2 separate regions of the Homo sapiens genome follow, and region 2 is linked to region 1. The links are chromatin loops, found by intact Hi-C in ENCODE. Cell type or tissue: heart right ventricle. All regions are shown on one strand. Each heading gives the region's core, and the rest is flanking DNA. Links, peaks and the distances in the headings are about the cores only.

Region 1 (16,432 bases), core at 4,444-12,443:
ATTTGGGGGTTGCTAAGTAGGAGCCGCCAGGACAGTGATCTCGAGGGCCTATCTGAATGATGGGAGGTATTGAAGAATTCCCAATAGACTGCATCCAGATCATGGCTACAGCAAGCTTTTCCCCATCCCTTTGAGCAACTTATATTCCTTTTTTTGTCTTTTTTTTTTAAAGTTTTATTTTAAGTTCTGGGATACATGTGAAGAATGTGCAGGTTTGTTACATAGGCATACATACGCCATGGTGGTTTGCTGCACCTATCAACCCGTCATCTAGGCTTTAAGCCCTGCATGGATTAGGTATTTGTCCTAATGCTCCCTCTCCTCTTGTCCCCCACCCCCTGACAGGCCCTGGTGTGTGATGTTCCCCTCTCTGTGTCCATGTGTTCTCATTGTTCAACTCCCACTTCTTAGTGAGAACATGTGGTGTTTGGTTTTCTGTTCTGTGTTACTTTGCTGAGAATGATGGTTTCCAGCTTCATCCATGTCCCTACGAAGGACATGAACTCATTCTTTTTCATGGCTGCATAGTATTCCACGGTGTATATGTGACACATTTTCTTTATCCAGTCTATCACTGATGGGCATTTGGGTTGGTTCCAAGTCTTTGTTATTGTAAATGAGCAACTTACATTTCTTTAAAGTGTTGGTGAGCTCTGCACATCTGTAACCACAGCCATGGGCTTCTGATGAGAACTTCTTATTTTACTTTATGTTTGAAGGAGCTTGGCTGCCTTTGACCTCACCACCCTAGGAATTGGAATGGAATGAGTGAAGGAGTTCCTATGTTGGTTTGTGGCAGGAAGATAGTCCAGTTGGATTTAAGTGGTATCATTATGGAAATGCAACCAGTGCAGGTATCAAAGCCTTTGCAAAACATTCTAGAAGGTTACTCATGTTTTAGCTGAAAAAGCAGTCTGCTGATTATAAAATATGGCTCCTCAGCTTTCCTTTCAGTTTTAGACAGTTACCATACCTCATTGGCAGCTCACAATGCATCTTCACAGATATGAGCACTTTTCTTGGTGCACGGGTTCCTAGCAGAGTCTCAGAGTCAGACAGGCCAGTGTTGAAATTCCAGTTCTCCTGAAACTAGCAGTCACTTAATCTTTCTGAGTTTCAGTTCTCCTAACTGTAAAATGGTGGCACTAATAACTATTTCCTTGAATTGCTGTGCTTATTAAATGCCCCTAGCACGGCACCAAGCCCTCATTAAGCACTTGGAAACTTATATCCATTTCTTCTTTTTTGGGTTCTCTGCATATAATGTTTATATACATCTTAATTAAAACTGCTTCTTTCCTTAAAATATCTAATATTCACGTATAGAAGGGTATTCACAGAAAAGGATGCAGCTACCTTTCCTTCTCTGGGCACAGTAGACATTTGCCTTCCCAGATTTGGAAATGAAGGAAGCAAGATTGCCTTTTGGGGAATTAGGCACAGTGCATCACAGTACAGATATGTGAACTCAGCTGAAGGAGAAGGCACAGCTCTCAGGTAGACAAGCCCCCACAGCCACCAGATTGAATGTATTTCCATCAAGAAAGGATGTGTCCATCAGAGGAAGGACTTGTCAGCTCTGGAATAAGAAAGAAATGTGAGTACCAGAGGCAAATATCAGCAGGATCCATCCTAGGGTATTCCCCTTAACCAGTGACTGGAAGAGTTCTGGTTTTGTCAGGGCAGAGGTGGAGCCCACATATTTTAAGCGACTCTGGTCTCACTGGCAAGACCGTCCTCCTTGCGGAATGAAAACACTGAGGTATCTCAGCTGGATGCCTGAAGCACTGGATTATTGAACTTCCCCCTTTCTGACTTCAGGCTCACCAGAAACTTTCAGTCTATGATTTGGCTTCTCCTTGGAGTCTGTCTGTGGGGAGACTTTGGGCTCATTCTATGGAATCTGAGTTTTTAGGTCTCCGTGCCAGGAATTTCTCACAGTAAATGAAGGCATTGGCATTCTGGTTTTATCTGCCAGTGTTCTGTGCTTGGTTAAAGTGTCTCTATTGAGAGATGGATCCCTTTTCAGATTCTGTAGCATCCAAGTAGCAGATCTAGGATGATGGAAAATTCCCCAAAGTAAGCCATATTAGTTTATGAGACATCTTGGAAGATAGTCTGCTGGCCTTTCCTCTTGGTGACAACCATCTGGCATTTCAGAAGAAGAACATTTCCAACTTTGACACTAACCATACAGCCCCTCCCCACTCCATCTCACTCAATAACAGCCCATGGTGTTGGTGTCACATGCTAGAAAGATTCTGGAATTTGGAACCAAACAGACCTGGGCTTGATTCTGTCTCTGCTGCCTTCTGTCTATATAATACTGGGCATGTAATGTAATGTTTCTGAACATCGGTTTCTCCATCTGTAAAATGAGATTCCTCATAGGGATGTTGCAAGGATGAAAGTGACGCAGCTCAACGAAATGTAGCTATGATTATCACGTACATTGGCAATGACTCATTGATGTAGAATGATGGTCAAGTGTGGATCTTTCATTCTAATACGTACAGTGAATCTGTTATATGCAATGGCGCCTGACTAGTTTTCAGTGATGTGCCATCGTCATGGCCTTTCCTGGGGTGGACTTCTCCTTAAGGAAGGCTAATGGATTTCTGCACCTAAGAGCTCAAGGACCTTGCTGAGTTTTTATTTTCCCCACAAACTAACAAAGTTGCAATACCTCAGTCTGGCTTCACTGTTCCAGGTATTGGTAAAATTAGGTTGTCTCTCCTCTCTGGGCAAAACTGTGCTTTGATTCTTTTGATTATAAGGGGAGAGCATTTTAGCACATCCAGAGATGAAAACAATCACAGTTTCCCTCTCAGCAAAGTTCTGGCTGCATTGCCGAGCAATAGCCAGGTGGCCTGCTTTGCTTCCATCCTTCTGTGCATTCTTTTTACAAGGTCTGAACAGGCTGGAGCTTCCCCAAATGCTTTGTGATGGGAATGGTCATGGAGGGCCTTCACCTATGGCCTCAAGTTGAGCCCCTGAAAGTATAAAGAGGCAACAATTTTGGCAAAGCAAGTTTGTTTTAAAGGTATAAGCATATATATGTCAGTGTTTTGGTCTTCCTTAAAGTAGAAATTACTGCTTCATGGTACCATTCGATCAGAACTTTGGTAACTGGTTCGTTAAATGAGAACATTCTTTTTTGTATCTGCCCATTTCTACCTGATCTCTGTCCCTGGAAAACATTTTGGGTGAATGCAGTCGCTTTTGTGGTCACTCTTAGACAATAACGACAAATTTGATATAATAATGTTACTTGGCTACTTCTAGGTAAGAGAAAATCTAGTCCAATCTAATATACAAACTCCAGACTCTCCTTCCACCACTTGGCCGATTTCAGGTTTGGAAGTCATAGTGGGGGAAATAGTTGTGATTGCTTCTCCACCCATTTCCATCTTACCTACCCTAACACCCCAGCAGACATTTTAGGACCCTCCTGTGTTGGGGTCGTAGGTGGGGAGGAGAGAGGAGAGGAAGGACAGAAGAGGCTTCCTGCACCTGCCTGTAACCTGTATGTGGCAGTAAGCATATGTCTCTCTCTCTCTGTGTGGCACTTTGTGAATTCCTCCATGAGCCCTCTGACTGCAGCCCCTAAAGCTGAGGAAGCCACCACACGTTGGCTGCCTTTGACTTTTTTCTCTTGACAGCTGTGCACCCAATGGCACGCCCACAGCTCCTGCTGAGATTGCCTCACTGCTGGCAGGAAGCCCACATGGGCAAGCTTCTTTTCTTCCTCTTCATTAAAAAAAAAAAAAACACTTAAGTGGTAACCTGATTATAAAAGCAACACACGTGACAACAGAATATTTCTAAAAATAAGAGAGCAGAAGATAATTAGTCAAATTCCCGCCACCTACGTCCCAAATGCCCATCAGCAGATGAATGAAGAAGCAAATCGTTGTACATTCCCACACTGGAGTACCACTCAGCGATAAAAAGGAGTGAACTATTGATACGACAACATGGTTGCATCTAAAAATAATCACGCTGAGTGAAAGAAGGCGGACAAAAAAAAGCATGCATACTGTCTGATTCCATTTCTATAAAATGCTCAAAAATACGCACTGATTTACAGTGACAGAGAGCAGAGCGGTGATTGCTTTTTAATGAGGCAAAGGGAAGGGTGGGAGGGATGGATGCTAAAGGAGTAGAAGGACGTTTCTGGGTGTGATGGATGAGTTCCTTATCTTGATTATGGAGACAGTTTTGTGCATGTATCAAATTGCATCCTTTAAGTACGTGCAGTTCTTTGTAAATCTATTATGTCTCAATAAAACTATTTAAACATTTTTACTGTTGGGCATATTCAGACAGGGTCTTTTTCTTTCTTTATTTTTATTTTTTATTTTACTTTAAGTTCCAGGACATATGTGCAGGACATGCAGGCTTGTTACATAGGTATACGTGTGCCACGGTGGTTTGCTGCCTCTATTGACCCATCCTCTACGTTCCCTCCCCTTGCCCCTCACCCCCCAACAGGCCCTGGTGTGTGTTGTTCCCCTCCCTGTGTCCATGTGTTCTCATTGTTCAACCCCCACTTATGAGTGAGAACATGTGGTGTTTGGTTTTCTGTTCCTGTGTTAGTTTGCTGAGAATGATGGCTTCCAGCCTCATCCATGTCCCTGCAAAGGACATGGTCTCATTCCTTTTTATGGCCGCATAGTATTCCATCGTGTATATGTCAGACAGGGTCTTTTTCTAGAAGGGCCATGGCTGGTTCTTTCCTGGACCACCCATCACAGGCTCCTTCCCCCACGCTCAGTGTAAGTGCAGCTTGCATCTTTGGCAGCCTCTGTATTCAGCTGTTGCCTATTACCTGTAGACTCTTTAGGAATGAGCCTGGCTGCCACCCAGGCTTCAGGGAGCCTCGATAGTTCTCCTTAAGTCCTGTCCTTTCTCTGACCTGAGGTGTTGGACCCGAAGCTTGCTCTCACACATGTGTGGAGAGCAACCCATATAAAACACCAATATCTCTCTTCAAAGATCTAATCCTTTGCATCTCTTTAACCTCCTGTGAGTCTCGGCTTTTTCCTCCATAGCCTGGAGACAGGTGCACATCTATTGAAAGCAGCAGTAGCTTTTGGCAATGCCCTTCGCCAAGCCTACACATGTGGTTCAGCATTACAGTGGGTGTCTACTTGGCACTCATTGTTTTTAGCTTTGGGGTCACAGCTGAAACTCTGAGATGACAAAAAGTCTCATTTTAATGACCTGTTTCACTTCCCTTTGGTTCACTGGGATACAAAGAGATGAATTTTTCCCAATATATTTTTAGAGGCATATTTATCATAAGAGCAGGCCAGCAGCCTCTCTGAGTGCTGAGGCCCTAATAGGGACTTGCAGTTATTGTATACCTACACCCCCACAAGGCCCCCAAAGATGCAGAGTGGACCTTTTGGTCCCTCTCCTCCCTTTGTCTAAGGACATCAGATAGTGATCATAAATATTCATCCCATCTATTTCCTGATGCTGGGAAGGGAAAATATTGCAAACACCACGAGCACTTGTTGAAGACACACATACGCCAGGCACTGTACCCAGAACTGACTCTACAGTGGTGATGGACAGGTCCTGCCCACGTGGATCCCCCAGTCTAGCAGACTGGACAACAGGATGGTGGCCTGGAGAAGAGGGTGAACATAAACTGGTGGACAAAGGGCCACATGGTTCGCCTCCAGAGATCTTCTTTAGAAAGGAGTCAAAGGGCTGGGCGCGGCGGCTCATGCCTGTAATCCCAGCACTTTGGGAGGCCGAGGTGGGTAGATCATGAGGTCAAGAGTTCGAGACCAGCCTGACCAACATGGTGAAACCCCGTCTCTGCTAAAAATACAAAAATTAGCCGGGTGTGGTGGTTCACACCTGTAATCTCAGGTATTCAGGAGACTGAGGCAGGAGAATCACTTGAACCTGGGAGGTTGCAGTGAGCTGAGATTGCGCCACTGCACTCCAGCCTGGGCAACAGAGTGAGACTCTGTCTCAAAAAAAAAAAAAAAAAAAAGAAAAGAAAAGAAAAGAAAAGAGTCAAGGGTGAGCAGTGCAAGGCTGAACAGCTTTCCATATTAGCCAAATACACCACCTCCGTCAGGATCCTCCCTCATAGAAGTCACCAGCACAGAAATGAGTCAGAACATTGTCACGTGAGCAATGGGAGCAGAATCTCCCCTCCTCGTGTCCTTGCTGCTGGGCCACAGGCCAGTGGTAGGCCTCTAAAGGGTTTAGAGTCACACAGGATGATGAAGGGGACAAATCAAGAAGAAAAGAAAAAAGGGAGCTTGCCAGGCACCTTCTTCTGCACCTCCAATTCCAAATGCACTCAGTGGATGCGTGGGAAGTGCTGAATCACATATGAAAGCAAAGCTTTAAACAGGATAGACCAAGCTTTAACAACAACAACACAAAAGCTTGAATGTCTACGAAGTTGGATCTGCATCTCATGGAGAGCCCAGGAGGTTTTTGCAGAGTACAGCTGGTAATAAAAATATGGAGGATCTAGGCCAGGTGCAGTGGCTCACGCCTGTAATCCCAGCACTTTGGGAAGCCAAGGCAGTCTGATTGCTTGAGCTCAGGAGTTAGAGACTAGACGGAGCAACATGGGGAAAACCTGTCTCTACAAAATACAAAAAATTTAGCAGGGCGTGGTGGTGAGCACCTGTAGACCCAGCTACTTGGGAGGCTACTTGCTTGAGGCCAAGAAGTTGAGGCTGCAGTGAGCCGTGATCGTGCCATGCATTTCAGCCTGGGTGACAGAAGACAGAAAAAGACCATGTCTTAAAAAAAAAAGAGGAAGATTTACCATGCCTCAGAGACTAAGTGCCTTACATTGTAATATAAAGTCTTTGAATCCTCACAATGACCCCAGGAGGTAGGTGCTGTTATTAACATCGTCCTTTCCTCCATGAGGCTAATAAGACACAGAGAGATTAAGTGTCTTGTCCAAGGTCATAGAGCTAGAACCTTGACTCCAGAAACAGCATCTGCAACCCCCAACCCCCCACCCTCGCGGCCTTTTGCCTATTCTGCAATCTCATGAAATTTCCTTTCCTTCTTTGAGGCCAGGAGCTCTCCAAGGTGCTGGAGAGAGGCCCAGAAGCAGCGTAGAGAGGCAGCCCCGCCAGACCCTGCAAGACCATAGTAAGGACCAGGATTTTATTTTGAGAATTAAGGGAAACCACAGGCGTCTAAATGAATCACTGCTGCTTCCGCGCTGTCATAGCCAGCACTCTGGCTGTGTCTCTATTTAGCACTTGAGAGCTGGCTGTTTACGTGCCTACTTCTCCTTCTGGACTGGAAATGTCTTAGAGCAGGGACTGCATCTTAGCCATTTTTATATCTTCTTCACGCTGTCCCAGTTACACAGCACAGTGCTGGCATATATTAAACATTTAGTACCTGTTTATTGAATGAAATTAAAGTAGAAATGGATTCTTAATTATCTTTGAAAAATCTCATTTTCCGGCAGCCCAATTAATTTCAAAGAGACTCAGGAATTTCTACAGTATCATGGCAATAACAATGGTAATGTTAATTCCGGTTACTAAGCTCTCAGTGTTACATGCTGGGATTTGGGCAAAACACTTTATATCACCCTTAGTATATTGAGAGAGAGGTACTCTAGGTCCTCCCAGTCACTGGTAGTCCTTTCCCAAGCAGAAGACTCACCTGGGCGAGCTTATAAATCCCAGAGGTTAAGGAGAATACGATTTCACAGGAGTGGCCACTAGGTGGTGGTGTGACACCATCATCACCTCGCCGTGGGCTAGTGGGCAACTTGGACCAATTGCGCGGGGCCGGTGGAGTGGCTGGGGGCCTCTTGGGAATCAAGATGGCCAAGATGGGGGTCTGTGCACCAAACTCTGTAGTTGAAGTTGAGGGCTTTCCAGTTTATGCTGCCCATGAGCAGATGAATGGAGAGGACTCTTACTAAGCCAGGGTGCATTTTCTTCTTGTTGAAATCTGAAAATTATTCACTTCATTTCAACTCAGTTGAACAAGACATTATTGAGTCTCAGCTCTCACTAACACCCCCTCTGTCTTCACACCCTCTATTTTAGACTGGATTGGGGTGTGGGGACAGGAAGGCCACCAGTCCCAGTTCTCACATTTATGAAGAACATGATTAGGCATTTAATGTTGCATTCAAATAAGGCCATGCATACGATCATTATATCCCTCCCGATGTTAAAACAGTTTATTCGTTCTTACGAATAATGGTATATTTAAGTTGTACCATTATTTTTGTGCTCTTTTTTTAGCATACCTTCGTTTTAAAAATATGTCAGCATCTTTAGATATTGGAAGTATTTAGGACTCCTTTCTCAATTTTTGAAGAGCTACCTGTTTGAAGAGCAACTAAAATGCTTGCAGTCCCATCAAAATAACTAATCGACCACGCTTTCTCTGATTTTATTGTTTTTGCGCTTGCTAATTTCCACTTCTGGAACAGTTTCTTCTCTGTCTTAAGTTGATCTATTCCTGCCTATTCTTCAGATTTTAGATTGGACATCACCTCCTGTGCAAAACAAGAGCTTGTTAGGTGCTTGCTTTTACCCCATTGTTATTCTTTCTACTATGCTGTAATTCACGAATCCTTCTCTGTGTCCCCTAAAAGATCAGGGGTTCTCAACTTGGGGTATTTGGACCTTTAGGCTATCCATGATATGCCCTTAAAATTTTGTATTATTTACTTACTGCCACAATAATACAGAATAAGAGCAACCACAAAACCTCAGTGGCCCATAGTAAGTGAATATTTGTTATGTGTCTAGAGTCAGCTGAAATTCAGCCAGGCAGGGGTCCTGCCACTCTTGGATGGGCTTGTTTACACCTCTGGGATTACCTGACTGCTGGCTGATGGAGATTGGCCCTTGCTGCGGCAACTGAGCCGTGTTCCACATGCTTCCCATCTCCCTTCTGGACTAGAAGGCTAACCCAGGAGGTCCTTCTCATAATGGTTGTGGAAATGCAAAAGATCAGGCCCCAAAATGCAAGTCTGTTTCATCAGCTTCTGCATTGGCCATTCCCACTAACATCCCTTTGACCAAAGCAAGTTACATGGATGAGCTCAAATTCAAGTGGTGGGGAAGGCCCCCCTACTCACAGAGGGAAGGTTGGCCATGCTGCGTGGCCAAGGGCATCATTCAGAAAAGAGAGAAGAATTAGGGCCATTGCTGCTATCTACCATGGATTGTATGCCAAAATACTGTATATTTTCTGGAAAGATGATCTAAGGCTTTTACCAATTTCTTACTGGGACCCATATCTGCAAAAGTTCAAGAACCTCTGATATAGACCCAACTTTGAGTTTAGGGACTATATTTTCTTTATTTGTATATCTTCAAAACCTAAAATATAGGGCCTTGATCATAACAGGCGCTCAATAAATGTATGTAGAATGAATGAGTGCCTTTTGTATGCAGGCCATGTATAGTATTAGGTTCTGGGGATACAGAATTTAGCCAACCAAGGACTCTATTCTCAAGGAGCTTCTACTATGTGTGCTCTCTGAGAGAGCTGTTTTTCAGGGGTTGGAGTCAGGAGGCAGGTGGACATCCTTCCGCCTCAGCCAGTATGTGTTTGCATCATTATGATGCCTTGAGGGTGAAATTCAAGAAAGAACAAGTTCAGGGGAAACATAATAAACAAAGATGCTCAACTTCTGGGGTCCCAAATGTGAATTATCCTGCAGAAACCATATGCTGTGCAAGTAAACATATATGTGGGCATAAAAAAATAGAAGTGGAGACCTCATATTTGTTGGTGTCACAAAGTGAATAATGCATTTTCTTAGCAGCTAGTTCCAGAATCCCGGTCCAACAAGGAGATTGCCTCTGTCCAAGAAAATATCTTGATAAGCTGCTCAGGGCAGAAGGTGAGAGACCCTGAAGGCATGGGTGTCCAGTGAAATGAATTGTTTATTTTTTCCTCACAATGCAGGAAAGAGACAAAGGAGATAGAAGAAGTGGAATAAGGGGAAAGATAAGAACTGGAAAGCTGAACCATAGCCCAGACCCAAGCAGGAGAAAGAGCAAGAAATGCCTATGAGAAAGCCGGAAAGAAACCCCTGGAATTTGGAAGAAAATGTCTAAAAGGTTGTTTTCAGGAGATGGCTGGAAGGTGTTCTCTGGGACCCTCCCTCATGACTCCTAAGTAACCACACTTGCAAATGCATCTTGCATTTTGTTTCCTCCAGCTTTGTTTTGGTTTTGCTATCATGGAACTGAGAAAAAGACTGAGTTACTCATCAGGATTGGTGTGGTCCCAAAGAGATATCACTTGGTAAATGTAGTAACAGATTTAGTAGCAGGACCCTGGAGATGGAGGTTTCTAGGCTTGTGCTTCTGAAGTCTTAGGGACTTGGGGAAGGGTCTGGAAGCTCAGAGACTGTGGAACCATGGGATATCAGGGCATCTGTGCCTGGCACTTGCTCTACGACACTTTCTACTTGTAATGTTGGGCTGGTTTCTTAAATGTTCTGCTTCTGTTTTCTCACCTCTAGACTGAGGATAATAGTATCTTCTTCCTGGGGTCTTGGGGAGCTATCTAATGAGAAATGGAGACATCATACAAGACATAGCACCTGGCACACACACTTATACATGTTAGCTCTCATTATTTTAGATGTCACTGGGTTGTTATTATTATTTCTTTTGTTGTTCCCAGTAGCTGACATTTGGGTAGCATTGGCCTGGTGGACTGGAAGCAACACAGGACTGAGGGTCAGAAAACCAGTCTGGTCTTTGCTCCTCCCCTAAACAGCCATGCGACCTTGAGGAAGTCACTTTGCCCTTCCAGGCTTCAGGCTTCCTCTTCCTCCTCTAACTGAAGAAATTCGACAAGACTTTCTCTGAGGGTTGTTTTTTCCCCTCAACCTGTAGGAGGCACCATGGCCCCGCAGCTCCCAGCCTCACAAAGCCTGTTTTGACATTGGAGGAAGCAGCCCTGTTGCAGTCCACGGTCCACTCCGAAATCCATTTTCCCCACTCAGCATAACACTGAAATGAGACTGACTTGGTGTGTTTGTTTACACCCCTTGGGAAGTTATTTCCCCTTTCACTTAATTACCTGATATCCAGACATTGCTGTGCAAAATTCGCCTCAAATACATTTTGTAAAGTCATCTAGACTTGCTCCTCTGGTGCTTTGATTAAAATGTGCAATCTTCCCCAGGCTTCAGCACCTCATTAAATAATTGCACCTCCAGTGAGAAAGTAAACAGCACACTCCGGGGGCACAGAGAACAAGATAAACGTGGTGCACATCCAGCAGCTATTTTATACTCCATCCCCCGGGCAAACACATAACCTCTGGCTTAAGGGCTGGATGGATACTGGCTTTAAGTTGCTTTCTTTTTGCAATCTTTTTGGGAAGGAGTATGATCTAGAAGCAGAGCAGAATCTCCTCTCCCCGCCCTTTCCCAGCTCAGTGTCTGCTTAACTTGGGCTCAGCCCCGGCGGAAGGACCAAGGGTTGGTTGTTCACTGGGAACCTGGCTCATCCCCTAGCAGCAACTTTGCATGCAAAGTACCAGGCGTGGGGGCTGGATACAGAGCACATTTCCTAGAGGGTGTTGCAGTGCTGTTAAGGGATTGGCAACTTTGAATCAAGTCCCACCTTTCTCATTAATTCTTGATGTTGACCTTGAGCATTTCACTTTACCTTTTCTGACCTTCATTTTCCCCCTGCCTCTTCTATAAAATGAATCTGGGGTACGACTATAGAGGGAGTGGCTGAGTTAGGATGGAGGAAAAAAATCAGTGGAAAAGATGAGGTCAAGGAACTGACTCACAAAGCCTATGATGACAGGTGATGATAATGACCAACAGCACAAGGAGCCACCTTTGGGCTCCAGGATAGGAAGCTTGATTCAAGATGATGTCCTAACCACCATGGTCCCAAAAAAGGCTGAAGGATGCTGGTTGGTGAGGGTGTTGGTGGAAATTTCTTTTCCGTGGCATTACAACTCCAAGGTATGGGAATTGAGGATCTAACCACCAGGCTGGCATAGATTCTTCTTGAATTTGTCTTCTTGTTCCACAGGGAATGGCAAGGAACCTGAGGAACCAGCGTGAGGAAAACCTGGATGATCTGACGTCTTCCTCACTTTATCCCTACCTGTCCACGCCTCCATCCATCCACCCATCCATCACTGATCAAGCTCTCACTATGTCTATAGTGTAGAAGGTGCCACCAAATGCAATGGAACCTCTTGTCTCATGTGTCTACTTGCATCTTTAAGTTGATACACGGAAGGCACAGTCCAAGCACAGGATACTGGAAGCTATGGAGGTACAGTGGCCTCTGAGCAAACTGAAAACTCTCTATCACTAAAGGGTTGGGCATACAGGGTATCTCCTCTGCTCTGCCACCTACCTTGAGGATGCTTTACATGTGGCTAAAAGTGGAGGCAGAGATATTTGGATAAATAAATGCTAGAGAATTGGAAATTCCTAGGACAAGTCAATTTGGATATGTCTATGTCATCCTTTTTTTTCTAAGAGACACGTAACTCTGATCCTTAAGGAGTTAGAGAGTTCCCATAGCTTAGGGTCTGGAAGCCATATTCCTTTTTATGTAACATCCTTGAATATGCTACTCGTATACCCTAAATTTACTCTGTAATTTTTTTTTTTTTATTTGAGAGGGAGTCTCACTCTGCTGCCTATCCTGAAGTGCAGTGGTGTGATCTTCACTCACTGCAACCTCCTCCACCCAAGTTCAAGCGATTTTCCCACCTCAGGCTCCTGAGTACCTGGGATTACAGGCACATGCCACCAAACCCGGCTAATTTTTGTGTTTCTAGTAGAAGCGGGATTTCACCATGTTGGCCAGGCTGGTCTCGAACTCCTGACCTCAGGTAACCCACCCACCTTAGCCTCCCAAAATGTTGGGATTTCAGGCATGAGCCACCATGCCTGGCCTATAATTATTCTTCACAACATATTTCAGCAATAGGATTAATTATATGTGTCATTAATTATTCAATGTTTGTCTGTCTTACTAAAGTGTGAGCTCCAAAAGGACAGGAGCTTACCACAAATAGCTACAAATTACCTATACACATCCTAGGTACTGTTTTAAGCCCTTCAGATACAACCTGCTCACCCAGAACTCCCATTCTGGTTCCAGGATGGGGACAAAGGGAATTGCTACCTAACACAGTTGTCAGAAAAAGTCTCTCAAATCAGGTTGCATGAAAACGGAGACTGAAAGCAGTGAAGGACCATATCATGAAGCTCTCTGGGAGGAGGGGCATTTAAAGAAGAGAAAATGGAAAGTGCAAAGGTTTTGAGGGCTGGAACATGTTTGGTATATTCAAGGAACAGCAAGAAGACCAATGCAACTGTTGCAGAATAATCCCATGTGAGAGTGGTGGAAGATGAAATCAGAGAGGTAGCAGGTGGCCCTAGCTTTTACTCTGAGTGCGACGGGAAGCTGTTTTTGAGCAAGGGGAGAAAGACAGAGAGAGAGAGAGAGAGAGAGACAAAGAGAGAGAGAGAGAGAGAATTGGGAGGTATGTGACTGGGAGGTATGTGACTCAGGAGTTGGGTTTTGTTCGTTTAAAGTTTGAGATGTGTGTTAAGAATCCAGCTGAGATGTAAAGTTGGGTTGAGGCATGTGGAATTCAGGAGAGAGGTCTAGCAGGAGAGATAAACCTGGGAGCCATCAGTGTAAATTGCATTTAACACCATGAGCCTGAAAGAGGTCTTAGAGAGGTCTCTAGTGAGAAGGGTAGACCGGGAAAAGAAAGCCGAGGGCTGGGTCTGGGGCCATTGATGTTCAGACGTCTGAGATCTGAGCAGGGACCAGGAGAAACAACCAAGAAGGAGTGGCCAGTGATGTAGAAGGAGACTCTAGAGAAAAGAGCATCCTGGAGGCAAATCATAAAAGACTTTCAGGAAGAAGGTAGGGACAAAAATTGTCAAATGTTTCTGAGAGACTGAGTAAGATGAAGACCGAGAATTGATGATTGGGCTTTGTAACATGGAGGTATTGGAAACCTAGATAAGGGCTGTTTTGGTGAGGTGATGGGCAAAAAAGCCCAAAAGCATTGAGTTCAAGATGGAAAAAGAGGTCAGAAATTGGAGACCATTCTGCAAAGGAGAGCAGAGAAATGAGTGGGAACTAGAAGTAGGTAAAGGGTGAGCAAAGGGTTTGTGTTTTGCATTGGATGGAAAAGGTCAAGAAGAGAGAGAAAATTTGATGGTGCAGGAGACAGCGTGGCTGACCGATCAATGACCTTGTTATTGAAAAAGAGAATGAGGACCTAGGGTTCAAGCAGAAGGGCTGGCATTAGAGCTTTCAGTTCATCTGTGATGTTGAGTGGGAATGCAGAGCTTCTAGGACAAATGCCCTGAGGGTGGTAGATGTCTTGGTGGAAGCCTGCAACATTTTCTTCTGATTGCTTCTATTTTCTTAGTCCAGAGTGAGGAGGAGAAAGAAGTTACAAAATAATAGTTTAGTCTCTTAATTGGATTTTCTCCAATCACACTAGGCAGAAAAGCATATAAATGGATGACTTGCGAAATGGAGTAGGATTGGAAGGTAGCATTTGGGCCCCTTGAGGTAGGATCTCATGCATTTGAAATAGGCCAGTCAATATGCTTGCGTATTTTTCTCCCACTAAGTTCAGCTGCTTGGATAAAGGTTCAGAATAGTTAGAGAGTGAGATTTAATAAGGGTTGAGGGTTTTTTTTCCTAGGTGAGAATTAGGGAGTGAGGAAAAAAGGAGCTGGAGTATGTTCTGGGGAGTAATGGTAACAGCACCTACTTGAATGGAAGCTGGATAAGAAGAGTGAGGCAATGGAGGAGTTGAGGGACAGTACAACCATGTATTGATCATATATTTAGATATAATCATGTATTTAGTTTATAGAGGGGTCAATAATTTTTGGAATTGGCAAACTGAAAATGAGAAGTGGTGGTTGGAAAGTAGGATTCTTAGAATTGAGATAACAGAGTGCAGTTACTTGTGTAAAAAGGTCTAGGGCATGACTATAAGGGAGAGTGGATGAGTTAGGATGGAGGAAAACAATCCCCAGAAAAGAGGAGGTCATGGAATGGGCAGTCCAGGGCTTTGCAGGGATTTCTCTATGGAAAGCAAAATCACTGAGAATCACAGCTGAGGTAGTATGGGAGAGGGTGACCATGACCCAGGTGCCGGGATCTTGTAGAAATGAGGGGAATGACACAGGGCTCAATAGTTGACTATGACAAGGAGGGTAGTGGGTTGTTCGGTATGGCCGCATGACCCTTAAAACCGGGAGTGTTGGGGGCAGTGGTATGGAAGATCAGTAACGGGCAAAAAGGAGTAATGGGCAAAAAGGAGCCCTGCCTCACCTCCAGGCCCAGTGGAACAAGGGGTATGGGAATGAAAAAATCAGCTGCCTTTTCAGAGGACAGCAGGGGAAATGGTGTCTTTGCGGGGAGCTTTGAGATTTTCTTAGGGGCTAGTTCTGGAACCCAGTGGATGCGGAGCCCTCCTAATGCTTCCTCCCTGTTGTTGCCTCTGTTGCTGCTTCCTGGAGTTGTGTCTTTGACCACAGACCATTCTGTACTACTGTATATCACAGTGGTTACATACACAGGGTTTGGGCTCCAACTGTCTCGATTCAAGTCCTGTGTTTCTAATGCACTACTTCTCAATTCTGTGATCTTGGGTTAATTAATCGACCTCTTTGTGCTTCTGTTTCCTCATCAAAAGATAGAATGGTAATGGGCTTACGGAATTGTTGTGAAGTTCAGGCAATAGATATAGGAGCTGTGCTTGCACTAGACTTGGGACAGTGGTTGCACATATAAATGTTTGCTATTAATATAATTATTTTTCCATCACATTCTGCTCTTGATGGCCCCCTTATTCGGTGAGGGCAGAAAGGTAAGGGGAATGTTTACAGTTGCAATCGAAGATAAAGAGATTTTGCTGATAATAGATCATGCATTCCAGTGACCCAGTGGGTGGGTTTGGGAAGTTGGGGGTAGTCAGATTATGGGGTTCACAGAGGTTTAGGGGATGAAAGGCAGGGTACTGAGGGATGAGTTTAGGGAGTCCTGCTGTCAGAATGGCAGGGCTGGGTGAAGGGTGATCTTGCCTGGACAGTGCAGAACTCAGGGGCCTCCTCTTGACTTTGACTTCCACTGATGAACATGGTCAGTGTGGTTCACTGGCATATCCCTGGGGTCTAGCCAAGCTCTTGCTGCATCCTTGCCAAATAAACAAAAGATGCTTCTGAGGAGGCACATGCTGTTATGAGTTTTCCTATCGGCTCTGCTTCTTCTAACACCTCACACTACCCTTTTGGAAATCTGTCTAAGCTCTTGGTCAGATTCCCTCTGAATTTCACCGAGCATGTTGACACACCTCTGTACCTGTGATTGTCTTGCCTGTAAATAGTTGTACTTGCAGTTCACCTCACCCAGAG
Region 2 (8,000 bases), core at 1-8,000, 1.0 Mb after region 1:
TCTTTAAAGTGTTATGCAGAGTAAAATAAGCTGGTGACAAAAAGACAAATGTGGTATGATTCCTCTCATCCAAGGTTCCCAGGGTAGCCAAATTCATTGAGACAGAAAGTCGAATGGTGTTTGCCAGGGAGTGCGAGGGAGAGGGGAATGAAGAGTTAAGTGTTTCACAGGTACAGAGTTTCAGGTTTTGTTTTTTTTGTTTGTTTGTTTGTTTGTTTTTTGAGACGGAGTCTCACTCTGTCACCCAGGCTGGAGTGCAGTGGTGCGATCTCAGCTCACTGCAACTTCCACCTCCCGGGTTCAAGCAAGCGATTCTCCTGGTTCAGCCTCCTGAGTAGCTGGGACTACAGGCGCCCACCACCACACCCGGCTAACTTTTTTTTGTATTTTTAGTAGAGACCGGGTTTCACTATGTTGGCCAGGCTGGTCTCGCACTCCTGACCTTGTGATCTGCCTGCCTCAGCCTCCCAAAGTGCTGGGAGTGAGCCACTGCACCCGGCCAGTTTTGGTTTTTCAAGAACAGTTCTGTGAATGGATGATGGTGATGGATGCACAACAGTGTACTTAAAGCCATGGAACTGTACACATTAAGACGGCACACAATATATGTTACATATATTTTACCACAATTTAAATATATTAATTAATAAATATGTTTAAAAAGTAATGGAGGCAGCTGGGCGCAGTGGCTCGAGCCTGTAATCATAGCACTTTGGGAGGCCGAGGCGAGCAGATCATTTGAGGTCAGGAGTTCAAGATCAGCCTGGCCAACATGGTGAAATCCCATCTCTACTAAAAATACAAAAATTAGCTGGGCGTGGTAGCAGACGCCTGTAATCCCAGCTACTCAGGAAGCTGAGGCAGGAGAATCTCTTGAACCCAGGAGGTGGAGGTTGCAGTGAGCCGAGATCGTGCCATTGTACTCCAGCCTGGGGGACAAGAACGAAAACTCTGTCTAAAAAAAAAAAAAAAAAAAAAAAAAAAAAAGTAATGGTGGCAGTATTTGAAGCTGGGTCATCCTCACTTAGAAACCTAAGATTTATCCACTCCAGCAAACAGCCACTCAAAGTGAGCTTTGTTGCTCTGGCCACGTGTCCCAAGCATGCACGCACTAAGGTCCAGATCACTCGGGGTTGTTCAAATTGAACACATGATGTTAAAAATAATAGTTAACCAAGTCAAACATTAAATATTATAAATGCATCCATCTTATAGAGCAAACTTTGTTGAGAAGTGAATGCCAAGGCATGCTATGATATATATAGATAGATATAGTGGCGCTATCTCGGCTCACTGCAACCTCCACCTCCTGGGTTGAAGCTATTCTCCTGCCTCAGCCTTCCGAGTAGCTGGGATCACAGGCGTGTGCCACTATGCCTGGCTAATATTTTGTATTTTTTGTAGAGACAGGGTTTCACCATATTGCCCAGTGGTCTTGAACTCCTGACCTCAGGTAATCCACCTGCCTCAGCCTTCCAAAGTGCTGGGATTACAGACATGAACCACCGCGCCCGGCCAATATGATATATTTTTATTTGCATCTTTAGTCACATAGTAATCCAACCCTGGCCTTCTCCCGAAACTTTAATTAAAATATTCTTTTCCAGCTGACTAACAATGCATTTTAGACAGGTGTATGTTCTTTTTGCTCATTGCAGTGTCCCTAGTGTCTAAAACACTGCCGAATGCATTGTAGGCCCTTAATAAATATGTTCAATTAATTCTTAGTTCATGTCCATTAACTACTTTCCTGTTGAATGGTTTTCTAGATTTGTTGTATATTATTTGAATACAAATGTTGCATTATATGTAATATGTATAGTCTTCTTTCTTCATATGAATGAAAATTTGTTCGTCTCATTTGTCTTTTAATTTACTTTTGTGAGGTTTTACCTACTACAGTTCATTTTATTTTAGTTTTTTATTTGATCAGATTTGTCAGCCATTTATTCTATAAGTGATGCCTAGAGGAGTCTTTTCTCTCCAAGAATTTTTAAAATATTCACCTACATTTTTAGTTTTTAGTTTTTTTGTTTGTTTGTTTGTTTGTTTGTTTTAAGACAGGGTCTTACTCTGTCACCCAGGCTGGAGTACAGTGGTGAAATCATGGCTCCCTGCAGCCTCGACCTCCGGGGTTCAAGCAGTCCTTCCACCTTAGCCTCCCAGGTAGCTGGAACTACAGATGTGCAACACCATGCCCTGCTAATTTTTGGATTTTTGTAGAGAGGGTGTCTCACCATATTGCCCAGGCTGGTCTCAAACTCCTGGTCTCAATCTCCTGGCCTCAAGCAATCATCCCACCTTGGCCTCCCAAAGTTCTGGGTTACAGGCATGAGCCACCAGGCCTGGCCCATTTTTAAGTTTTTTGAGTTTTCTTTTTACATGGAAATCCAATCAATTTAAATATAGTTTAAGCTATTATATGTGGTACAGACTAATTTTCCAAGTGGTTAGCTATTGTTTCAATACCAAATATTAAATTTTCCATTCTTTCCTCAATTAATTAGACATGTCATTTTACTATATATTAAATTATTTTATTAAATAGGGTCATTATTCTTTTCTATGTATCTAATACTACACCAGCTCTTATTTACTTTTATATTTAGTAACATTTATTGTGGTGTTTCCCATTACAAAAGTAATGTATCATCACTGTAAAGAAAAATGAGAGGGCGGGGTAGGAGTTATCATAAAAAACAAAGAAATAAAAACTTCTATAATTCATCTTTCAAAAACACTGCTAACTTATTGGTATATGCTGTCCTTTAAGCCTTCTTTCTACACATCTATATTGTTGATATATATAAAATATGTAGTATTAGATAATGACTCCCTCCTCTTCTTCTTTATTGGTTTTCTCCTTGCCAGCCTCACTGTATTCTTTTAGGTTAACTTTAAGATCTTTGGTTGAGTTCCATAAAGTTTTACTGTTATTCTTTGTTTGAGTTGTATTATATCAGTCTTATAAATTATTGTTATTCTTTGTTTGAGTTGTATTATATCAGTTTTATAAATTGACTTTAAGAAAATCAAGCTATTTACATATTTATTAAACTCTACATAACACTGAAAAGTTAAAAGTAACCTAAATCTTTGTTAATTGATTGATAAATTAAGGTGTATCAATATGGCCTAATACCCAGTCATTTAAAATTACATGGAAGGATGTTTAATGACATGGTGAAGTGATTACAATATATTTTCTGTAAAAAAAAACAGGTTATAAAACAAAACACCATATGAATCTAATACTCTCAAAGCTAAACTTGACAATATAATATATTCAAATATACGTAGTATACACCAAAACGTTGAAGACACATTATGGTTTTCATTATCTTTTTTGTATTTTATAATTTCTCCCTATTTCTAAAAGTGTATAGAATCACATAAATATCACTTTACATAGGGAAGAAATGTGGCCACTGAAAACATTCCAAATAGCTGTGCCTCCAACTATACCACCATGTCTTAGAGGTCACGCTTGTCTCATTAAATGGTCTCAACTCCATAGCTTGCCACAGTCTCATACTCCCGGACTCATACTTGTTTCCCTAGCTACCTTCAAATCATAGAGCAGGCCCTGGAAGCTGGAGCTGTGGTGCTGATTGAAAATCTAGAGGAGTCCATTGATCCTGTTCTGGGACCCCTGCTTGGGAGAGAAGTCATTAAAAAAGGACGGTAAGACTCAGCTGTGTTGCTGACCCTTCGGGGGGAGCTGGTTCATGGCCCTGGTTAGAATCATGAAGAGGTCTGCTCTTCCTAGAATTTCCTCTCTTCAGTTCATGTCAAGTAGCTCCCTGCAGCACATCCACCTTTCTTTCTTCCAGCAGAGGTCTATTTAGTGGCCTTTGTTTCCTAGAGAAAGTTTCCTGGAGAAACTTTGCTTCCATCAGCCAGTGTCCCAACTGACTTCCTTCTAAATGGCCACAGTGCACAATTTTGGAAAAACTTGAGAAGGAAATCGGTCAAAAAGCAGACTGACTTTTAAGTACGAGCATCTTATACAAGCCAGTCATCTGAATTCTGACAACTCGGTTCCTTGTCAATTTAATGAGTCTCTGCTGCTTTGAGTGCTGGCTCATGATGAGGGCTTAGCAAGCACAAGGCAAAGCAGGGGGTGGTGTGGAGAGGAAAAGAGAGGAAGGAGACGGGCAATGGGTTCGTATGAAGGGCAGAGTAATTATCATGAAGGGGTGCTTGACTCAGGAGCCTCACCCACTGCTGGGGCCATCGTTGCCTTTACTGTCCTCAAGTCGTGCTCGTTTACTTGGTTAATCATTTTCACCCATAGATGTCATTCCCATGTCAGCCATGAGGAAAAGTAAGCCCTATTGCTGGCGTATAAAGCACGTTTGTGGAAACTGCAAGGTGGTTCACCTTCCTCCAGACACTTCACTGCCATCTGCTGGAAATTGTTCATAATGTACTAATCTACATTGACACAACAGGCATGGCTCTTCCTAGAGTTGCACAGTACAGAACCAAACATGGTGGCCATGGGAAAACATCTATCCCCCTCCACACCTGTTCCCAACATTAGTGCAAAAAAGAATCCCAGGGCTCATCCTAGACATAGGAGGAATCCATCTGAATATAGCAATATTGTTTGAAAAAAATCTCAAATTCTGACCCCAACCAAATTTTGCAGGAAGGCACCTTACCTTCACATGAGCCTTTATGTTCCAGATTCATTAAAATTGGAGACAAAGAATGTGAATACAATCCCAAGTTCCGGCTCATCCTCCACACCAAGCTGGCTAATCCTCACTACCAGCCTGAGCTGCAGGCTCAGGCCACCCTGATCAACTTCACCGTGACCAGGGATGGCCTGGAGGACCAGTTGCTGGCCGCTGTGGTCAGCATGGAGAGGCCAGACTTGGAGCAGCTGAAGGTGAGGACAGAAGGGAGAAAATGTTCTGCCACTAGAGCCTGCAGTGTACTCCACTCTGGGAGAGGTTGCAGAGGGGGGCTGTTTTTCCTGGATTGAGTTAGGTGGGTTCTGCTAGACTCTGGAAGACTGCTGACCCCATGTAGCAACCTGGGAATACCATACTGGGGAAAGAAGGATGGGTGAGCTGAAGAACAGAAGCAAAAACAGTTTGAAGGCCGGGCATGGTGGCTCATGCCTATAATCTGAGCACTTTGGGAGGCCAAGGTGGGCGGATCATGAGGTCGGTAGTTCGAGACCAGCCTGGCCAACATGGTGAAACCCCATCTCTACTAAAAAATAAATATTAAAATTAACTGGGCATGGTGGCGCTAGCCTGTAGTCCTAGCTACTCGGGAAGCTGAGGCAGGAGAATCTCTTGAACCCGGGAGACGGAGGTTGCAGTGAGCCAAGATCGTGCCACTGCACTCCAGCCTGGAAATAGGGCGAGGTTCTGTCTCAAAAAAAAGAAAAAAAAAACAGCTTGGAGACTGGACACTCCTATGACCAAGAGCAGAGCCTGGCATGAACATGAGTGCTGCTGATCACACAGGTCCACGTGCCAGAACTAAGCGGAATGAAATTCTACAAGGGTAACAGAACTAGGTCCAACAGTGTTAGGGTCATGTCTTAGCTTGGGCTGCCATAACAAAATACCATAGACGGGGTGGCTTAAATAACACATATTTGTTCTCCTATAATTCTGGAAGTTGGAAGTCTGCGATCATGTTGGTTTTTGGTGAGGCCTCTTTTCCTGCCTTGGAGGCAGCGGCCTTCTCACTGTGACCTCACATGACCTCTTCTTTGCACATAAAGAAAGCCATGGCTCCACCCTGATGACCTCATTTAACCTTAATTACCTCCTTAAAGGCCACATCTCCAATATAGTCACATGGGGGAGTTAAGGCTTCAACATAGGACTTTTAGGACAACACAATTCAATCCACAGCAGATAACGTGCTTTTTGTCCTCTCTTTAAATGTGATTAGATTATACAATATGGCGGGGTCGGTAGGTGGAATTCCAGTGCATGAGAGATTGAGTTCAGGGCTCCCTGGGACTCCGCTTCCTGCAATCATTCATTCATTGAACAGATACCTAGGGAGCACCACCTCTGTAACAGGCAGGATTTGAGGTATGGAGGATTCAGCAGTGAACAAAGAAAACCATGTCCCAGCCTTCATGGAATCTACACTCTAGTGGAGGAACACAGAAAACAGCAACGTAAACAAATGAACAATGCCATTCAGATAGTGATAAGAATTTTTAAGAAAATAAAACAGGGTAATACTGGAAAGCCAGAGGGCAAATTTAAACAGTGGTGGTCAGAAAAAGATTCGGTGAGGAGTTGGCATCTGAGCTAATTCCTAAATAATTGTAAAGCCTCTGGGCATAGAGCATTCCCAGCACAGAGAACAGCAAATCCTGGTCTTAAGGCAGGATCAAGATATGTGGTTTTAAGAAACAAGAAAGGTCAGGGTGGCTGTGGTTGGAACCTCCAACAGGAAGGTTGTTCTTCCCACGAATCCAAAGGCTGTACAAGGGCAAAGACACTACAGCTGCCTGAAGTTAGTGCTTTAGGATATGGAGCATAAAGAGAGGAAGAGATGAGATCCACTTGGATACCAGCACCCCACTCCAGCCTCGAGGAAGCTTTTACACAGTCTGCCATGGTTTTACACAGTTTAAAACTGGAAGACAGATTCTGCTGATTTTTTTTTAAGTAAGCCATAGGAGAGTTGTTCATTAAAGTAAATTGGTAATAGAGAGAACTCTCCAGAGAACTAAAACTGGACCCTAACCCTCTAGTTACACAAATAAGCTCCGTTTAGTGAACACTGATAATGCAGTGTGTTGCCCATTGTGCATTAAGCATAGCACAGAAATCCTAAAAGTTGGGACTGGGATTACAGAAGAGTAAAGAGGGTAAACTGGCTCAAGGTCATGTGCCCAGAATATTGTACAGTTGGGCACCAATTTGACTCCTTGTCTCCTGCTCATGGTCTGAAGCTCTTTGCCATTCTGCCTCCACTTTACTATCTTTAAGGCAAGGGACTCTCGCCCTATTCAGACACATCCTTAGAGCAGGATGCCCTGGGCATCTGCACCTGACTGTCTCTTGCTTGATATTTGCAGTCCGATCTCACAAAGCAGCAGAATGGATTCAAAATTACCCTGAAAACGTTGGAAGACAGTCTTCTCTCTCGCCTCTCCTCCGCCTCTGGGAACTTCCTGGGAGAAACAGTGCTGGTGGAAAACCTAGAGATCACCAAGCAGACTGCTGCCGAAGTTGAGAAAAAGGTAAAACTCCTCTGGCTAGTCTGGGAAGGCAGCCTAGGCTGGGGTCCTCCTACAATTTTCTCTCCTCTTAGACAATGAGTCTGACTTTTAGAAAAATGTCAAAGTAACACATGGCTTTTCTGTCTTAGCAAGGTTCTTCTAGAAAGTCTACCTAGGCAGGACTCCTGAAGTGACTACCCCATATATCTTGTATTATGTAGTTCCCACCTTCTGGAAAATACTTTTGATGTCTTAACTCCATCCACAGTTGAGGAACACTTAAGCCTTTGTGGGGCCTGGTATTCTGTGCAGGGAATGGTAGCTCAAAATGGATACCTCAGATAGTGTGTGGAATTGCCCTGAAGCTAAGGAATCGCACTGCTGGAAAAGCCAACTGGTTTGGGCATGATTGCATCCTGACAAAACCCACCGGACCGCAGAATCTCACAAGTCTGATCTTAATGAGAAAACCTCAATAACTTCCTAGGAAACTCAGCTCTCAAAAACTGTATCATCCTGGGAAGTGATGACACAGTGCCCTACTGTGTGTAGCTTCCTTTATTTTATAATGTTTGGAAGGCCCTCGGTCCCCCCTGTGAGGACTAGAAGACGGGGTGTGATGGGAAAGGGGCCCAACCCCTGCTCTGTTCCAGCATACCACCAAACCTCCAACAAGGCCTTTTGCAGTCTCAGTCTCGCGCTTGCATCAGAAGGGCATTGGAGATATTGGCCCTGAGCAGGACAGAGCATATCTGTAACAGTGTCCAGGAACAATATACCTTTGACG

What was found. Peaks named below come from ENCODE experiments on the same cell type or tissue, not always from the same donor. Only the 100,000 strongest peaks of a DNase experiment are listed, where the experiment ranks them.
Region 2: a loop joins it to region 1, with 7 times the contacts of the local background. A loop is called at or near these places in 5 of 110 quality-filtered maps.

The regions. Positions count from the first base shown.
Region 1 is chr17:10,868,422-10,884,853 of GRCh38, forward strand. LOC124903926 (a long non-coding RNA gene) reads left to right here and starts at 6,767. Exons shown (of 2, transcript XR_007065619.1): 1 at 6,767-9,883; 2 at 12,051-12,474. In heart right ventricle, for the core only: CTCF peaks have their summits at 7,736 (motif pointing right), 7,937 and 10,898 (motif pointing right); no DNase peak of the experiment used is centred there; H3K27me3 peaks cover 3,018 bases.
Region 2 is chr17:11,876,517-11,884,516 of GRCh38, forward strand. It overlaps DNAH9 (dynein axonemal heavy chain 9), which reads left to right. Exons shown (of 69, transcript NM_001372.4): 54 at 3,562-3,684; 55 at 4,693-4,897; 56 at 7,070-7,234. The region is part of intron 1 of LOC101928350 (a long non-coding RNA gene); the gene reads right to left. Among named protein-coding and RNA genes, the nearest start is that of ZNF18, 120 kb to the right of the region's middle. In heart right ventricle, for the core only: a CTCF peak has its summit at 4,399 (motif pointing left); no DNase peak of the experiment used is centred there.